2 separate regions of the Homo sapiens genome follow, and region 1 is linked to region 2. A link is a loop called in an ENCODE intact Hi-C map of the cell type or tissue named here. Cell type or tissue: breast epithelium. All regions are shown on one strand. Each heading gives the region's core, and the rest is flanking DNA. Links, peaks and the distances in the headings are about the cores only. Region 1 holds the start of LOC105376892 (a long non-coding RNA gene). Region 2 overlaps AHDC1 (AT-hook DNA binding motif containing 1).

Region 1 (8,317 bases), core at 203-8,202, 73 kb before region 2:
GTGGGGCAGGCTGGGTCTCGATCTCCTGACCTCGTGATCTACCCTCCACGGCCTCTCAAAGTGTTGGGATTACAGGCGTGAGCCACGGTGCCTGGCCTTATTGCGCCTATTTTAGAAAGGTGATTCTAGCCGCAGTGTGGAGCGTGAGCTGTACGAGGAGAGCCTGGCTGTCGGGGAGCAGATCTGAGCACGCTCCTCACCAGCCCTAGCTCAGGCTCGGACCTCTCTGACTTCCTGCCTTCCCACGTGCTCTTGCCTCTGCTTAGAGTATCTTTCCCTTGACTTTGCCTGGCTAACTCCTTGCCCACCTTCAGGTCTCAGTTTAGCCAGCACTTCCACCCGGAAGCTCTACTAGACACCCCTCCCAGTCCAGATTAGATGCTCCTACTTACTCCTCCTCTGTGCTTGCAGACCTGCCCACCTGCCTGCCTCGTCGACTGGACTCTGGCCAAGGGCAGGGACTGTGTGGCACTGCTCACTGCTGTATCCACAAGGCCCTAAGGCATAATGCCTGGAGCCTCAATCCATGATCGGTAGGGAACGAATGAATGGCTAAGCCTGTTGGGGCAGGTGTGATAGTTTGAGTGAAAGTGACAGGGTCTGCGGTGGCAGCGAGGAGAGAAGAGACACGATAGAATTGACGGGACCCAGGAATCATGAGAGGAGAACACAGGGAGAGAAGAAGGAGTTGGTGATGACTCAGAGGTGTTTTTTTTTTCACCTGGGTAAGCCCTGTGCCTCTAACCAAGATAGGAGCCATGGAGGAGGGGGTTGGAGGGAGGGAGGGAGGAGTAGGCCAGGGCAGAGGGGCAGGGCGGAGCCTTACCTTGGTAGGAGACTGGGGCCCTGGCCCAGGCCGTTCCTTGGAGTATTCTTCCCTTCTGGGATGCTGTGCACACTGATGGATCCTCAGCAATGTCTGTGACTGTCCAAATGCTGCCACCTTGACCACTCTAACTCGGCTGCCTCCCCTACAAATTATTCTCTACCAATGCACTCTCTCCACTTCCTCCCAACTCTCATGATTGTAATCGTGTATCCGTTGACTTGTATTTTATTCTCAGTGTGTCTTCCTCACTAGATTGGAAGTTCCATGAAGGCAGGGATCTCGCTGGTTTTATTGACCATGTATACCTGGCAGGCTCCCTGGCACATAGTAGGTGCTCAAAAAATATTTGTTGAATGAATGAGTGATGAATGAATGAATGAATTCTTTGAATGCCATGATAAAGAATTTGACTCTTAGCCTCCAGGAGACGGGGATCCATGGAAAGTTCTAAAGGAAGGCAGTGTCAGGATGCAGCTCGTATTAGAAAGCTCACCCTGGTCGCTGTGTGGAAGATGGATTGGGGAGGGAACGCGGGAGACTAGAGGAGGGGGAATTGAGGAGCCACTGGGGGAGACAAAGACATAGCACTTGGGGCTGGGCCTGGGAGCCCCCCTGCCTGTGAGGGCCCTGAGCCCCCTCCCAGTCCTTCCCCATCCCCCTGCCAGGCCTGTTGTCTCTGAGCCCAGCGGCAGGCGGGCGGTGGGAAGAGCAGGGCTGGCAAAGCTGACACTCACTAATCACGGCCCTCACCCCGGAGCCGCACTAACTGTCTGGTCTCCATGGAGACACGGCAACCTCCGGCCACTTGTTAATGGCAGCTCAACAAGGCTGCAGCGACAGGGACGGGCCTGACCAGCGTGCCCAGCTCCACACTACCTGTCCCAGCCTGGCCCTCTGCAGAAGACCTCAGGGGCACCAGACCTGGGGGACAGGACCGGAGGTCTGGTGGCTGGACGTCTCCCCAACCCCTCCGTGGCCCCGCCTCCCCTGGCACTGCCAAGCAGCGAGAGGGCAGAGGCAGCCTCTGCCCAGGCTGACTCCTCTGCAGGGCTGCTGGGAAGCTGAGCTCATGCAGGTCACCCAGGCAAGGCCAAAGGGCTGGAGGGGGATGGTGAGGAGTGGAGCGGGGACCTGCCCACAGCCCACACACTAGCAGAGTGGAGGAGGGCGTGCTTTGCCTGCCCTGACAACCCTCTGCTCTGCTAGCCTGAGGCAGGGGCCCAGTTGGGAACCATCTGTCCAGAACCTCTTCCCGGTGCACTGTCACTACATCTGAAATGCCACCGTTAGCAACGCACTCCTTCGGGAGGCAGCATGGCATAGCACAAAAAACACTGGTTTTGCCGTCAAGCAGGCTTGGGTGCAAGGCCTGACTCTGTTTCTCTACCTCTAAGCATTGATTTCCCCATCTGTAAAATGGGGGTAATCATTGCACATACAGGCTAACTCTTCCTCTTCCTGGAAACCTGAGCTCATTACCTGTGATGCCTCCCCCAGAATCTTCTTCACCCCCACAAACCAGCAGGGCCTCCTCCACAGTCCCCGGGCTCATCCCACAGCATGCTGCACCTGCCTGTGACTGTCCCACATTTGTCCTTCCCACAGACTGAGCCCTGTGGGGTTGGGCAGAGTGAGCCTCAGGAGAGGGTGGCGAAAGAAACAAAGGAAGGGCATGGGGGCCTCCCTCGGTCTTCTGCCTTTGCACCCTCCTTCAGTGCAGGTTGAAGACTTTCTTTCCTTCTCTCCTTCAGACCTTTGTTCCTCCATCTGTGTGTCTATCCATCCGGCCTGCAAACTCTCTCCAAGCCCTTCCCTTTTGCGGGACCTCAGAGAGGATGCAGATCCCACCCCAAACTAAAGGTGAGGCAGAGACCCAATTCCAGGGCTCTGGACACCTGAGGCACACCCATGGCTGGCTGGGGACCTTGGCACAGCTGCCTCCTCCCTCGGTCACTCCTTAGGCAACACTCCAAGCTGAAAAGGCCCTTGGAGATCATCTCCTCCTTTCCACGACAGCCAGCCAGATGAAGAAACTGAGGCCTGGAGAGCCCAAGATCCCATAGCAGTTCTGTTTTTGAGCTGACAATGTACCAATTATGCGGGCCTGCTGGGGAGGCGGCTTTTGGCTCTCCCGGCCCTGCTGACAGCTGTGTTCCCAGTGGCAGCTGGAATGCTGGTGGGAGGCCTGTCTGGCCTTTGCACCCTGACTCCCCAGGGCAGAGCCAGGTGGCTCTAGTGGGGCCCAGGGCTGGGAGGTGGTGTGGGCAGACAACCCTGAAGGGTGAGTTGGGGCATGGGATGGCTGGAAGAGAAGGGAGGCAGTACTGATTTTGGAGACTAAAGCAGAAGCCCTGAGGTCTTGTTCCAGCTCTGTCACTCTCTTGCTGGGTAACCTTGGGTGGATTGTTTGACCTCTCTGAACCTTAGTTTTCTTATTTATAAAATGGTGCTAATTTTGTAGATTGAAAACCTTTTATCAATAGTTGTAGCCATACAGAGGTGAAGAATTTTTATTGTTGGGCTGAAAGGCTAAGATTCCAGAGGGGAAGGGACTAGCCCGAGGCCACAGAGCACTGAATTGGATGCAAGGATTTGGACCTGGAGGAGTGTCCAGTCCATACTATCCACTTGCTGAAGGGGCAAATAGAGCCAGAGAAGGGGAGCAAGTTCCCCAAGGTCACTCCGTGAGTCTGGGGCCAGTGTGGGCCCAGAGCCAGGCTGTGCACGAGGTCCCCTGCCCAGCTGCCTCGCTTGCTCATCCAGCCCCCTTGGTTTTGTCTCCCCCAGTGAGTGGGCGCAGAACGGGCCCAGCTTCCTTCCTGCCGCCCTGCCTGCCGTCTGCCACGTTGGCATCCACCCTCAGCCTTCTCGCCCCTGCTGCTGCTGCTGCTGATGCGGCATCAGCCGAGACCAACCCGCCGAGAGTTTGCCCAGAGCAGTCAGGGCTGCCGGAGCCGGGGCTGGGCTGGCTGGCTGACTCTGCCAGACAGGAGGGAGCGAGCCAGCCGGTGGAGGGAGGGAACAAGGGCTGAGCCAGCCCCCAGCCTTCCCAGCCCTTCCCCACCCTCGCCGGCCAAGGGAAGGAGGCAGGAAGCTGGGGTTGGGGGCCAGGGGACTGCAGTGTCTGAGAATGAGGTTCCGATAGCTGGGTCTGTCTGTGGGAGCATGCACACATATGTGTGTGCATGGAAGAGCACGTTGGGGTGGTTTGTGAGTCTGTGTTTGCCTCAATGTGCACAGGTGATGATGCTATGTGTGTGGGTTTGTGCCGACATCGGGGGCCACTGTGTGTTTGTGTAAGCACAAGGGAAAGCTGTATGCCCTGAGTTTGAACGCAGGCCTGTGTACAGAGACGTGCGAGATCTAGCAGTGTGTGCACATGGTAGCAGATGGGCACCACGTCAGTGCCAATAAATCTTTGTATGCACAAAAGAGTCGGTACATGTGCCTGAGTTTGTGTATGTCACATCTGGGTGTGTTGGGAGCCCCTGTGATTTTATGGTGTACAAGAGGATAACAGCATAACTGTGGGTTTGAGCTTGTCTGTGTATGTGCAAGGGACAGTGTGTGTGCAGAAGGGAACTCTGCAGGTGGCTGGGATTTTGTGCATGTCTTGTGCCCAGGAAGGCACAGTACTGGTGGTGTGGGCTAGTCCAAATGTCCAGAGGATGGGTATGGGCGCCTCTGTGCCCAACAGACTTTGTCTGTGTGGTTGTTGAGAGTGACTCAGGGGAACACTGTGTGACTGTATATGCTTGGCTGTGTGTACAGGGAACAGGCAGCACAGGCATTGTGTTTCTGTGGTTGCATTTACACAGGGCGGTGGCGGCGGCGGTGGTGGTGATGGTGACGGTGCTGTGCTACAGGTTTGCACTTGTTTCTCTATGTGGCAAGGCCCTGCGTGTGACTGCGTTTGTGCGTGTCTGTGAGCACGGTGCGCTGGAAACTGCGTGCTTGGGTCTGTGGCAGGCTGAATGGAGGAGGGCGGAGGGAGTCCATGGCTATGTTTGTACTTGTCTGTGAGCCCGGGGTCAGATGCGCTCCATGTGCTACCTCCTGTGTGCACAGGTGGCCGCTGTGTCCAACCGTGTCTTTGTGTGTTTCGGGTTGCCTGAATGTGCACAGGCGGAGGACATGGAGGGGGGGATTTGAGTGCGTGCCTGTGCAGGCCCCTTTAACGTGGCAAGTCTAAGAAATGTCGGCCTTCTTGGCAGCGAATCTGGGCTTGGTTCCACTGGGGGCGTCTGCAGAGAGGGGCTCTTAGAAGGGACGTGCTTGAGCGAGAGAGACAGGAAGGGAAGGGGGGGCCAGCCCCAGCTCGGGGTTTCCAGGAGGGAAAGCCAGACATTGGAACTTGTCAACGCTACCTCCTTCCCTGCCCCCACCTTCCACTGCTGCCTCCCCTCCTGGCGCCTGAAGGCTGCTGGCAGACGGACAGACAGACAGACAGTGCACACATAGACTGGCTCATAGGCACAGAGCCCAAACCTGAGCCCCTAAATGCACAAGCCTGGACACTGAGGTCCAGAGAGGGCAAAGGAAGTAGCTGAGTCTCGGAGGAGCACATGTGTTTATGCATGTTGGGGGCAGGGGGTGCTGTTGGCCTCTGGTGCTTCAACCCAGACTGGAGCCCAGGCCTAGGGCGGGGAAGAGGCTGTGGAGAGCCTCTGGGGAGGGGCTTTTATGGCTCTAACCAGGCCCTCAAGGCCCCCAGCTCCTCTCCCTGTTTATACAACTGCTGCAGTGTCTTTGAGAGTCCTGTTGCCTCAAAAAAACACCTACCGCAACTCCCTGTTTGTACAGAGGCAGAAAAGACCCAGAGAGGAGCAGCAGCTGATCCAGGGTCACACAGCAGAACCAGGACTGGAATCCAGGGCTCCTTCTCCTAGCTGTGCATGTTGGCCCATGGGCCACTTAGTCTTATCTTTCCCTTGGTCCATTTATCTTTTCTTCCTCCCAGGTCTTCGGGATATGACAACGACCTCTTTTTTGTGTTGCTTTTGTTGCCCAAGTGATATGTCTGTCTGCCTGTTAGTCCATCTGTTTGTCACAGGGCTTCAATACCCTCTGGCAGAATACGGAAGAGAAGAGGGCTTGGTTTTTGGCCAAGGGCTATTGGAGAGATAGGGGTGGGATGGGGAGACAGAGAAACAGAACGAAAGGAATTTGAGACGAGAGGAAGGAGGAGAGAAGAGCAAGGGGAGGGCACTGGCGGCAGAGCTGAGAAGCCCAGGCTGCCCTTTACCTCCACCTCCAGCCTGGGCACAGGGGCGAGCTCTGAGCTCAGAGACTCTGAGTCCTGCCTCTTGGGGCCTTGGGGAGAGGACCCCAGGGCTCCTGTAGGGTCTGGGCCCAACCCCCAAACCCTGGGGGCAGCTGGGTTGGAGTCCTGGGGTCAGTATTCGGGGTGCAGGTGTGGGGTGCAGTGACCGAACTGCCCTCATGGGAAAAGGAGGGAGGGGATTGCAGGTACCTAGGGGGCATGAACCTGGGCATGCGTTGACTTAGTGTGTGTGGTCTCTTTGCAGCAGGGTTGTTGAGAGTGTGCGTGAGGTTGCGAGTACGCTAGGACTCTGTGTGGACACCTATGAACATACATGACCCAGTGGCAGACAAGCTGGGATTTCAGTGGGGAGGGGAAGGACTGCAGGAATGTGTGTCTATGACCGGCAGGGAGTGGTTGTCTATGTGTGGAAGGATTTGTGTGAACCTGCCTTACATGTTCTTGGGGAGGCTGTATCCTGTGTATGTAGGCAGGTGAACTGTATAGCTCTGTACAATTGTGTGTGGTGTGTGTGTGTGTGTGTGTGTGTGTGTGTGTGTCTGGATGAATATGTACCATGTGTTTGAATTGCTTAAGTATTTACATGTTAAATGTGTAACTGCATATAAGTGTGGATGTGTATACATGTTTGTAATTGTCTTGAGGTATATGTGTGGAGTTACCTGTATGAGTCTTGCCTGTAGGTTGTGTGTGCAGTTGTGTGTATTTGTGGAGCAGTGAATATTAGGAAGCTGTTCACATGTGCGGTTGTGTATTTTGGGGGATTAGGTTATATGTGTCGTTCTTTTTGGATGGAGTTTCACTCTTGTCACCCAGGCTGGAGTGTAGTGTCAGGATCCCGGCTCACTGCAACCTCTGCCTCCTGAGTTCAAGCAATTCTCGTGTCTCAGCCTCCCGAGTAGCTGGGATCACAGGTGTGTGCCACCACGCCTGGCTAATTTTTGTATTTTTAGTAGAGACGGGGTTTTGCCATGTTGCCCAGGCTGGTCTTGAACTCCTGGCCTCAAGTGATCTGTCCACCTCGACCTCCCAAAGGGCTGCGATCACAGGTGCGAGCCACCGTGCCTGGCCTATATTTGTGGTTCTTAAGGCTATACTTTATTTTTTATTTTTTGTTTATTGTCAAACTTCCCCTGTCAGAATGTAAACTCTATTAGGACTGAAATTTTTATCTATTTTGCTAACTATTTTGCTAATCTATTCCTAGTGTCCAGAATAGGGCCCAACACTTAGTAGGCACTGTATACATATTTCTCCAATGAATGATGAATGAAAGTGTGCATGCTTGGCAGGGTGTGGGAAGTGTGTTAGGTGTATGAATCGTGCGTGTGTGTCTGGGTGTGTGAATGGATAAATTTTTTGTGTCTTGAGTGTGTGAGGTTTCTAGCATAAGTGGCCTATGAACCAAGTACGTGCACAGGTGCATGTGTGTCTAGGCGTGTGACTGTGTACCTGAAGCTGGGCCACGTCTGTGAGCATTGCACACAACTGTGTGCATGCACAGTTGTGTGTGCTTGTACATGGGGGTGGGAAGGCGCTGTCGGCTTCTCCCAGCCTTCAGCACTCACTCAGCTTCACCCCAGGTCGCCTGCTGCGAAATGTCAGTGGCAGAGAAGCTAAAAATATCTGCTCTCCTCCTTCTGCTCACTGCTTGGGCTGATGGGACTGTGGGGCCCCAGCCGGCCCCTTGGGCCCTGCGGGGAGGAGGAACTGCTGGATGAGGGGGCGGGGCACAGGGGAAGGAAGGGAGGCCCTCCTTCGTACACACCCTTCCCCCTTTCCTCTTGGGCTCCAAAGCCAGGCTTCAGGCTCACCTCTTTCAGGAAGCCCTCAAGAACCCCCCAGGAGCTGTGTGTGTCTGTGTGTCTGTCTACCTGGCAAGGAGATATGGCCCCCATCAGACTGGAGCTCCACAGAGCAGGTCTGTGCCTCTTCTGCCCATCCAGGGACTCCAGGGGACAGAGCTCTGTCTCCTTCAGGCCAGGGGCTCCCAGGGAAAAGGCTGGTGCTGTCTCCTCCCTAAGCCTGAGGGTTACGGATGCAGCCCAGGCCAGACAGGGCTTCACTGGGCTCTGGTTCTGGGGCCACTAGGGCCCTCTGACCCCAGGGCAGATCTGCTGTGATGATGAGCTTGTGGGTAGGGAGGAGTCTCAGCTCTGCCCACACCACACCCTAGGCAGGCACGTGTTTGTGCTATGGGTACT
Region 2 (8,317 bases), core at 296-8,295:
AGAAAGTATTCCCAGGCCAGCCACCCAGCACCACCCACCCCCACCACCCCTCAGCACACACCCAGCCTGGGTTCTGCACCTCACCTCCAAGTCCGAGGGCTCTCAAGGTGAGTGTTTTGCTTCTCTCAGACTTGGGGGGTCTGAGGACAAGGCTGTGTGTCCTGCATCTGTTAAATCCCTCTTGGTCTTAGCTCTCCTTCCTGGCTGGGCTGAGAGGCATCAGGAGAGGATTTAAGGTCCAAAGTTGGGGAAACTGAGGCAGTGAAGCCCTCCGCCCTACTCATCACAATGAGTCAGAGGCAAAATCCAGTCATCTGGACTTGTCTTAATGCTGCCTAGCAATAGTGGCTGCAGCTCTTTCTTTCTCGTGGGAGGGTGCAATTTCCGGAGGGGATGAGCATCAGCTGGAGGGAGTGGGGAACAGGCAGGTGGGCTCCCTCAACCCCCAGCACCTTGGATGAGCAGTTGGAGAGCAGGTTTGCTAAGAGACTAAGGTTGAGGAGGAGAAACGAGATGCTCCATGATTTATGAGCCTAATTCTTTTCCCTTAAATTCCCCTCCAACCCCCACCTCCCAGCCCCAGCCTGGTCCCTCCAGGGCCATGCTGTGGCCCCAGGCCAATGTCAAAGCCCTAACCCATCCATCAGCTGTTGCCAGGGAGTTTCCACCCCAATGGGTTCCAAAGGGAGCGGCACAACTGACACTAGGGGCTCAGATTGATGGGGAGGGAGCATGGCCCTAAGGAGTCTGCCAACAGACCCCTGCACCCTCCTAGAAGCTGGGTGCTCACAACATCCAGGGAGGAAACTAGGCTGGTGGGTGGGGCCCAGGAGGAGGTAGCCTCCCCGCTCTGGCACCACACCCAGCCCTGCCCTTTCAAGAGGCCAGGAGACCTGGGATCCCACGGGGCCCTGCAGCTCACAGGGTGTGTGACCTTGGGTGGTGACTGCTCCTCTCTGGGCCTCAGCCTTCCCACTGCACAATGCAGAAAGTGGCTCAGATATCCCAGGTGACCACCTTTCGGCTCACCCCCCTTAGCATTAGGCCCTGCCCTCTGTCCAGAATCTGGCCCAGATGGGGTAAGGTCACAGCAGCTACCTGGAGGAGTCCTCACAGCCACCCAAGTCAGAGCTGAAGAGTTTATGGTGATCACCCCTCCACCACATGCCCATTTTCCAGTCCCTGAGAGAGGATCTGGAGTCTGCACCAAGACCTGAGTTTTACTGGTGGGGTGGTTAAGAGCACATGTTCTAGGGACATACAGACCCGGATTAATGCCCTAGCTGCACCAGTAACTTGTTATATGAAGTCCTGTGCCTTTTCTCAGCCTCAGATTCCCCATCTGTAAAATGGGGTAATAGTGCCTCTCTCCTAGGACTGTTGAGTTGAAATGAGAAAATGCATGCAAAGGCCTTGGCACAGTGCCTGACACATAATAAGTGCTTGAACAATGGTAGCGATCATAATTGTGGTTAGTATTAACATAAATCCAGTGGCCAGGGAGAAGGGGGAAGAGGGATCCCCGACCTGGCTGGAGGCGATCCAGCTTCATCCTTGAGCCAGGTCAGGACCCCCAGGGTCTCAGCCCAGAAGGGCCAGCCGAATTCCTCGAAGCCCCCTAGCTGTCTCCCCTATTTGTTAAAGGCCTCTCATTAGTGAGCCTAGGCACCTGCCCCTCCACAAGTAATAAGCCTCATTAGTATCTTAGCCCCAAGCTCTGAGCCCAGAGTCTATGTGTGTGCACACGCATGAGGGTAGGGGGCTGCAACAGGCCACCAGCCAGGAGACAGCATCCTCGCCAACCACACCCCCTGCCTGTCATCCACAGAGCCCGTCACCACCCAGCTTGTCACCTGCCTGCCTCGCACCCGCACCACCTGTCACCCACCCAGCTCGTCACCCACCCAGCCCATCACCTGCACCACCTGTCACCCACCCAGCCTGTCACCGGAGCCGCCTGACAGACATCTGGGTGGGGGACAGGAGATGGGGAGGAGAAGACCACAGGGGTGCGGAGCTGGGGGCCCCAGAGACCCTGTGGGACCCCCACTTCAGCTCGGCATCCTGCAGCATCGCCATGGCAACCTCTCAGCCGCAACCACTTTCCCAAACATCCCCCGCCCTCCCCCCCCCAGGCCCTGCTCTTAGCTGAGCTGAGGCTGAGAAGAGCCTGAGTGACAGCAGAATGGGGCAGGAAGGAGGGGGCTCCCCAGCTGGCTGGCCTTGACCACCCTTGCACCCCTCTGGACTCGGTTGCTCCATCTGCAAAATGGAGGGGCCGGAACGCAGGAGGCCCCTGTAGACAGGTCATCCCTCTCTAGCCTGGATTGGCTGAGCCGGCTGCCGGTTAACCTGTGAGGGCTGGGGGTGGGACGAAAGGACCCAGGGTTTCTGGGTTCTTCCGCACTCCTCTACCTCGGGCCCAGCTCAGAGAGGCTTGGGCCCCTGGCCCAAGCTCACACAGCAGACGAGGAGGCGCAGGCTGGACGGGAGAGGGGCTCTGCCAAAGGCCTGCCAGCTGGAGGTTCCATACTGGGTGACCCAAGGTGACCAGGGGCAGAGTTGGCCCCACCTCCGAGCTGCATTATTTATAAAACCCAGAGCAAGGAGCTGAGCAACAGCTGCGGTGCTGCCCCTCCAGGGGACACAGGCCTCGGTGGAACGGAGTAGACACGGTGTCTCCTCAGGGAAGGCCCCTAGGGTCCCGGGCTCCCTCCAGGGCTGGCTGGGGCAGGGGCTGAGGTGGGGAAGGGGGAGCAGCTCCGTCCCTCCCCTCCCCCTCCACTCCTCCAGGCAGGCAGCGATAGGATTACTTCTGCATGACTGCCCGCTCCACAGGGTTCCAGAGACCCTCCTGCCTGCAGCAATCTTTAAAATTCCTCCAGCCCAACCTCTCTCCCTCTCTCCCTGCAGTGAATGCCCCAGAGTCTACCGCAGTGTGCCCACTGCTGCCGCCACCACTACCCCCAGGCAGGCTGGGACCCAGGTCCCTGGTGTCCATGGGCAAAGATGGACCCATTCTCAGGGCGTAGCCGTGTGTCCCTCAGAACCCTAAGACCCAGGCCCTGGCCCATTCCCTCTGGCCCTTGGTGCTGCCCCAGTCCCACAGCCACGGCTCCAGCTGGGGTCAGGCATGCCAGCTGTGCCAGGGCGGATGGGCACATATGTGCAAACACCCCCGGTGGGTCTTGGCATGCCTGCCCATGGGCTTTGCTGCCAGAACCTGGCTGCCCCACCTCTGCTCTGAACCCCTCCCTATCTCACCAATCCCTGCTATCCCCCCAGGGTGGGCAGACAGCTGGGCTAAGCCAGTGCCTGCGGCTCCCCAGGGCACAAGAGGCAGGCAGGAGATCGATTCACTGAATTTTTTAAGGCCCTAATGGAGCCTGCATCCCAGGACTTGCTGGGCTGGGACACAGGCGATGTCTTGGGGACCCTTCCCACAGCACTGCAGTTGCTTCTTCTTTAGGGTCTTGGGGATCAGTGGAGCCCTTCTGTGAGCCTTCCCTCAGCAAGAGAGGAGGCACGAGGGACCTCTAGGAAAGAGAAGGGATTTGGGGGCTGTGAGCAATACCCAGAGCCCCCCTATCTCCCCAGTCCTAATGCAGGCAGAAGCAGCTCAGCCTCTAAATCACTCCCCTCATGCTGCCCTCTGAGGCGGATTCTGTGCATCTGTAATTAGGGGGTGGAACAGATGGTGGAGATTCCGTTTAAAATCATGCATCTAGTAAAGTAACCTTCACTGTCGGAACTGACTCCCAGGGAGACCAAGCCCCGCAGCCTGGATTTGGGGGTGGGGGGTAGTATGTCAATCCAGCACCTTCCCCATCCCTCTCCCTGAAGCCCCAGGCCCCATGTCCCTCTCAGGTGAGCCAAGGGGTTGGGGGAGGGAGGCAGTGATTTGGCAAGCACTTGAAAAAGTGTGGGCTGGGGGCAACTCCCCCTGTCCCTCTCTCCCACATACATGCCAGAGCCAGGGCAGGGCTGGGTACTGAGAGTTCCTGGCTGAAAGACCAGGATGACCAGGTGCCAAGGGGCTCTGCCCCCACCCCAAAGAGGCCCCAAACCTTTAAGCCCAGGCCAGGGTGCCCAGAGCACAGGGTCTTGGGTGGGGCAGCTTTGAACCAGATGTCCAGCCTCACTGTCCAGGAATGAAAGGCCTGGGGCGGTGAAGGGGTGGAGATGCCTCCCCAGGCAGAGGAGGCTCTGGGAAGAGCGGGAGGCCTGGGCAGCAGAGAGAGAGAGAGCGAGAGCACACAAGAGTGAGCAATGTGTGTGACAGGCTGAGGCTGTCTAGGGGAACAAGGTGGGGGAGAGGGTGTGCTGGAATGTGCCAACGGTGGGAGTGAGGGCTGCAGAAGGATTAGGCGGGGTATGTGACAGGGTGCCGTGGGGTGCAGGCGGAGCACAGAATGGGTGCAGGGTTGTGACTAGCTGAGGCTGTCTTTGTGTACAGGTGTGGTATCGGGGTGTTTGGAGAGGTGTAGGGGTGTCCCTGGGCCCTTAGGTGGCTGAGGAAAAGTACCGGAGCTGAGACTGTCTGGGAAGCGGTGGGGCCGGGCCATTAGGACTGCCTGTCGAGGAGGTGCCGGGATCCAGGAGGCAGTGTGCACAAGTTTCAGGAGGTATTAGAAGCTTCGGGGCCTGATCTGTTAGAGATATACTAGAACCGAAGCCATGTCTGTGTGTTTGAGGCAAATGTTGTGGCTACAGAGGGTGTTCTTGTTTGAGTGGGTGTTTGAAGCAGTGAGTGTATGTGTGTTGTAGGGGGAGGCTGTATGTTTGGAAAGGTATAGGGGATGATACCGGTGTTTGGGGAAGTGCTGAGCTATAGCTGGGAGAAACGTTGGGGGCTGTGGGCAGAGTGTGTGTGTCTGGGGAGGTGTCAGGGCTTTGAGGGTATGAGTCAGTGGGAAGGTAGCAGGGCTGTAGCTGGGTCCTGGGTGTATCTGGCAGTGTTGGGGTTGGATAGGGGGTTGATATGCTGAGGGTGTGATAGCTGTGTGTGTGTGTGTGTGTGATTGTGTGTGTGTTGGGGTGTTTAGGGATGTATTGGGGGGTCATAAAAATGTGGGTTTTGGTTAAGTACTAGGGCTGTGAACATGTGCCTGGAAAGGTGTTGTGGTTGGTGGAGGATGCACTGTGGTTTTGGGGAGGAGCTGGGGAGTGTCTCTGGAAAGGTTATTGGGATTTTAATTGGGTACCTGCAAGGGTCTGGGGAGGCGTTAGAGACCTGAGGTCCCTCCATACGTGGGAAGGGAAGAATGGGTCTCTGATATCAGAGATGTGCCACAGGCTATCGTCCGTGCATGCACAGGTATGAGGGCTGTAACCAGGTTCCTGGTGTCAGGGAGGTGTTGCAGGTTGTGGGTAAGCATGTGGTGGTTGTGTGTTTGGGGGTATGTGCATGTGAGGTAGCTGGATGTCGGGGGGTATCTGTATGTAGAGTGTGTGTGTGGAAGTGTGTGGGCTGGGTGTTGTAGGTGGAGCAGTTGTGTTTTAGAGGTGTTAGAGCTGTGAGTGTGTATGTGGGGCAGTTGTCTATTTAGAAGGTGTTGGGAGCTGTAACTGAGTCCCTGGACCCCAGAGAGGTGATGGGGCTGCAGGGTTTGTGTGTGTTAGGGGGGATGCCCCTCTGGGAGAATGAAGGGCAGCATCCTGGCCTTTGCTCCGGGGCCTAACTGGGGGCTACCCGCTAGAACCCCTATGGTATGGGGTGCCTGTGCGGGGGTGTTGAGACAGGCAGTCCATCTGTCTCAGCCTGTGCCCAGGCCCAAGGAGCAGAGCTGCCTCCTCGCTCCCTGGGGGGCAGCAGCGGATCCAAGCCCACCCATCTGCCTTCAGATGGTCGAGGCAGGAGCCTCCACAAAGCTGCCTGGAGGGCAGCACTGCGTTTGAAGAGACACAGGCTGGGGGTGGGGGAACTGCACAGCAAACAGTCCTCACGGAGGCTCCTTTAAAAACCACTGACGCCAGAAGAGAGGAAGAGGGAGGACAGGGGCGGGTATGTCTGTCCTTGTGCATCTGTGTGGGTCAGTGCCCAACTTCCAGGCCGGGGGCCCCTTCCCACGTGCTTGTGCTGGATGTTCCTGTTCAGGTAGCACTCAGGCCTTGGAAAACACTGCTCCAATCCAGGCAACAGGCTCCCAGCCTCACACCTGAACTACACCCTCATATCTGCATAGTCCCTACACTCACACGCACTCATACACCTTCCCACATGCATGCCTGCCACTGCACGCTCACACATGCAGTTTGCCCCATGCCCTTAAACCTTCATATATGTACCCCCATCACACATACCCCACCCTGCAAAACCCACAGTTACACACACCCATCTTACACACACACCTATCACATAAACGTGCATCCACACATACATACCTGACAAGTCACTCTCACACACACACCCACACACTCCACACACCTTGGAGCTCCCTGTCACACCCGTACCCTATCTCACATACACCCAGTCTCTCTCACACTCCATGAGGACACTCGCCATCCCTTCTACCTGCACATGCAAGCACATGTTTATACACATATGCCTCACCACCTTTGAGACAGCTCCCCACTACCCAAGCCACTGGGCATTTCTCTGTGTCCAGGTCAGGCCCTGAAGCTTTCCAGAAGGGCTCTCACCGACTGAGAGGACCTTCTGCCTCCCCACCTTGCCAGCCGGGTTAGAGTATGGGGGTGGGGGGCAGGTGGCAGGGGGAGGTTCTGTGTGCTCTGGTGTGACTGCCACTGTATGTAGGAGGGTGTCCCATGACAGGGCCTGTGAGTCAACACCTGTACAGGGAAGGAAGCACAGGTGCGTGTTCACCAGCTATGTTCGTGAGATGCAGAATGAGTGTGAGGGTGGAGATTTACATGTCACAAATTTGTGTGTGTGTGTGTGTGTGACAGTGTGAGAGTGTGTGTGTGAGAGAGAGAGAGAGAGAGACGCAGGGCCTGTGTAGACAGGTGTGACCGTGGGGGCTGCGTTTATACGAGGGGCATCCCCCGGGTGAATGTGAGGGGGTGTTTCCCAAGACAAGAGAGGTGCACATGTGCATCTGGTGCAGGGGTCAGGGCTGCAGGCCTCTCAGCAACCCCCTCCCCCTATGAAAAGAGGAGCAGGGAGCAAGGGGCTCTGGGCGGCTTCTCTCTCTTGCTCTTTCTCCCTGACCTCTTTAGCAGCTGGAAACTGAGCCGGGGGTGGAAGGAATGGAGACTTGGCTGGCCTGGGGGTTTGGGGAGGGAAGAGGGAGAAAACACCTTCCAGATTCTCATCAAATCCCTGTTTGTGGTTTGCAGCCTGCAGTCTTCTCCCTCCCTCTCCCTCCCTCTCTCTGTCTGTCTGGGTTTCCCCCTTTCTTTATCTCTTCCTGTCTCTCAGCCTCCCCATCTCTCTCCTTCTCCATCTCAGTCACTCTGTCTCCTTTCTTTTCTCTAAGTCTCTGTCTTCCATTTTTCTGCCTCCTCCTCTCTCTGCCAGCACCTCTGTCTGTCCGTCTCTCCCTGTCCCAGTCCATCTGTCCGTCTCTCTCCGTCTGTCTGTGTGTGGGTGTCTCTGTCCATCTGTTTCACCACCCATCTGTCTGGCTGTCTGTGTTAGTCCTTCCAAGGGTGCCCACTCGCTCCCCAAGGCACCCTCCCCCAGGTCAGCAAGGCCTCTCCTGGCTCAGGGGGTGGGGAGGGGGTGCAGAGCTGCAGCTTCTGGAAGCTTCAGTGGCAGCTGGGCTGAATTGGGAGTTCGGGGCCAGCCAGCTGCAGAAGCAGCCCCTCCCCTGGGCTCCCAGGCCAAGGACCCCAGAGCAGAAGAGGAGAGAAAACAGGGCCTCATTGCAGTTGGGTTTGTGTGTGTGGTGGAGGGGGCTGGAAGGGGGCTGGAGGGAGGCAGGGCCTCACTTTACTCTCACTTCACCATTGCCCCCGGAGCCAGGCCCTGCAGGAGAGGGATCCTTGATGCCCACCTTCCTCATCCCCTGGCCAATGGAAGAGATGCTGGGATCCAGGAGGGAGGGGCCAGGAGAGGCCAGGCCTTGGGCGAAGGAGGGGCTGGGAGCCAGGGCTTCCTGTCAGCTGGGCTGGAGGGGGGCTCCTTCCCTCCTCCTTTCCAGGCAGTCCCTGGGGACCCCTCCTGCTCTGGTCCCAGTTCCAGGCATGAGGGGTTGTTCTTGCCAACTGCACTGGGGCCATTCCCACCTCCATCTACCCATAGGGACGTGGGGGGATCACACCAGTGTCACCCCCACAACAGTGGAGGCTGGTTTTGGCCATGTAGTGACCCTGGCCCTGTCTAGGCACTGGCCATCCTGAATCTAGCACCTCA

Evidence for each region. Hi-C counts contacts between places; a loop is a spot of excess contacts. Peaks named below come from ENCODE experiments on the same cell type or tissue, not always from the same donor. Only the 100,000 strongest peaks of a DNase experiment are listed, where the experiment ranks them.
Region 1: it touches region 2 in a loop (7-fold over the local background); 23 of 110 quality-filtered maps call a loop at or near these places.

The regions. Positions count from the first base shown.
Region 1 is chr1:27,517,852-27,526,168 of GRCh38, forward strand. It overlaps LOC105376892 (a long non-coding RNA gene), which reads left to right and starts at 4,636. Exons shown (of 2, transcript NR_188658.1): 1 at 4,636-4,695. RefSeq lists enhancers at 4,957-5,539, 7,451-8,089, 8,018-8,107. In breast epithelium, for the core only: a CTCF peak has its summit at 5,028; a DNase peak (open chromatin) is centred at 4,782; H3K4me3 peaks cover 2,513 bases; H3K27ac peaks cover 7,348 bases.
Region 2 is chr1:27,590,451-27,598,767 of GRCh38, forward strand. All of the region lies in intron 3 of AHDC1 (AT-hook DNA binding motif containing 1), which reads right to left. Among named protein-coding and RNA genes, the nearest start is that of AHDC1, 9.5 kb to the right of the region's middle. RefSeq lists enhancers at 1,438-2,011, 2,586-3,159, 3,160-3,733, 4,602-4,731, 5,346-5,871 and 2 more. In breast epithelium, for the core only: no CTCF peak of the experiment used is centred there; no DNase peak of the experiment used is centred there; H3K4me3 peaks cover 4,693 bases; H3K27ac peaks cover 7,918 bases.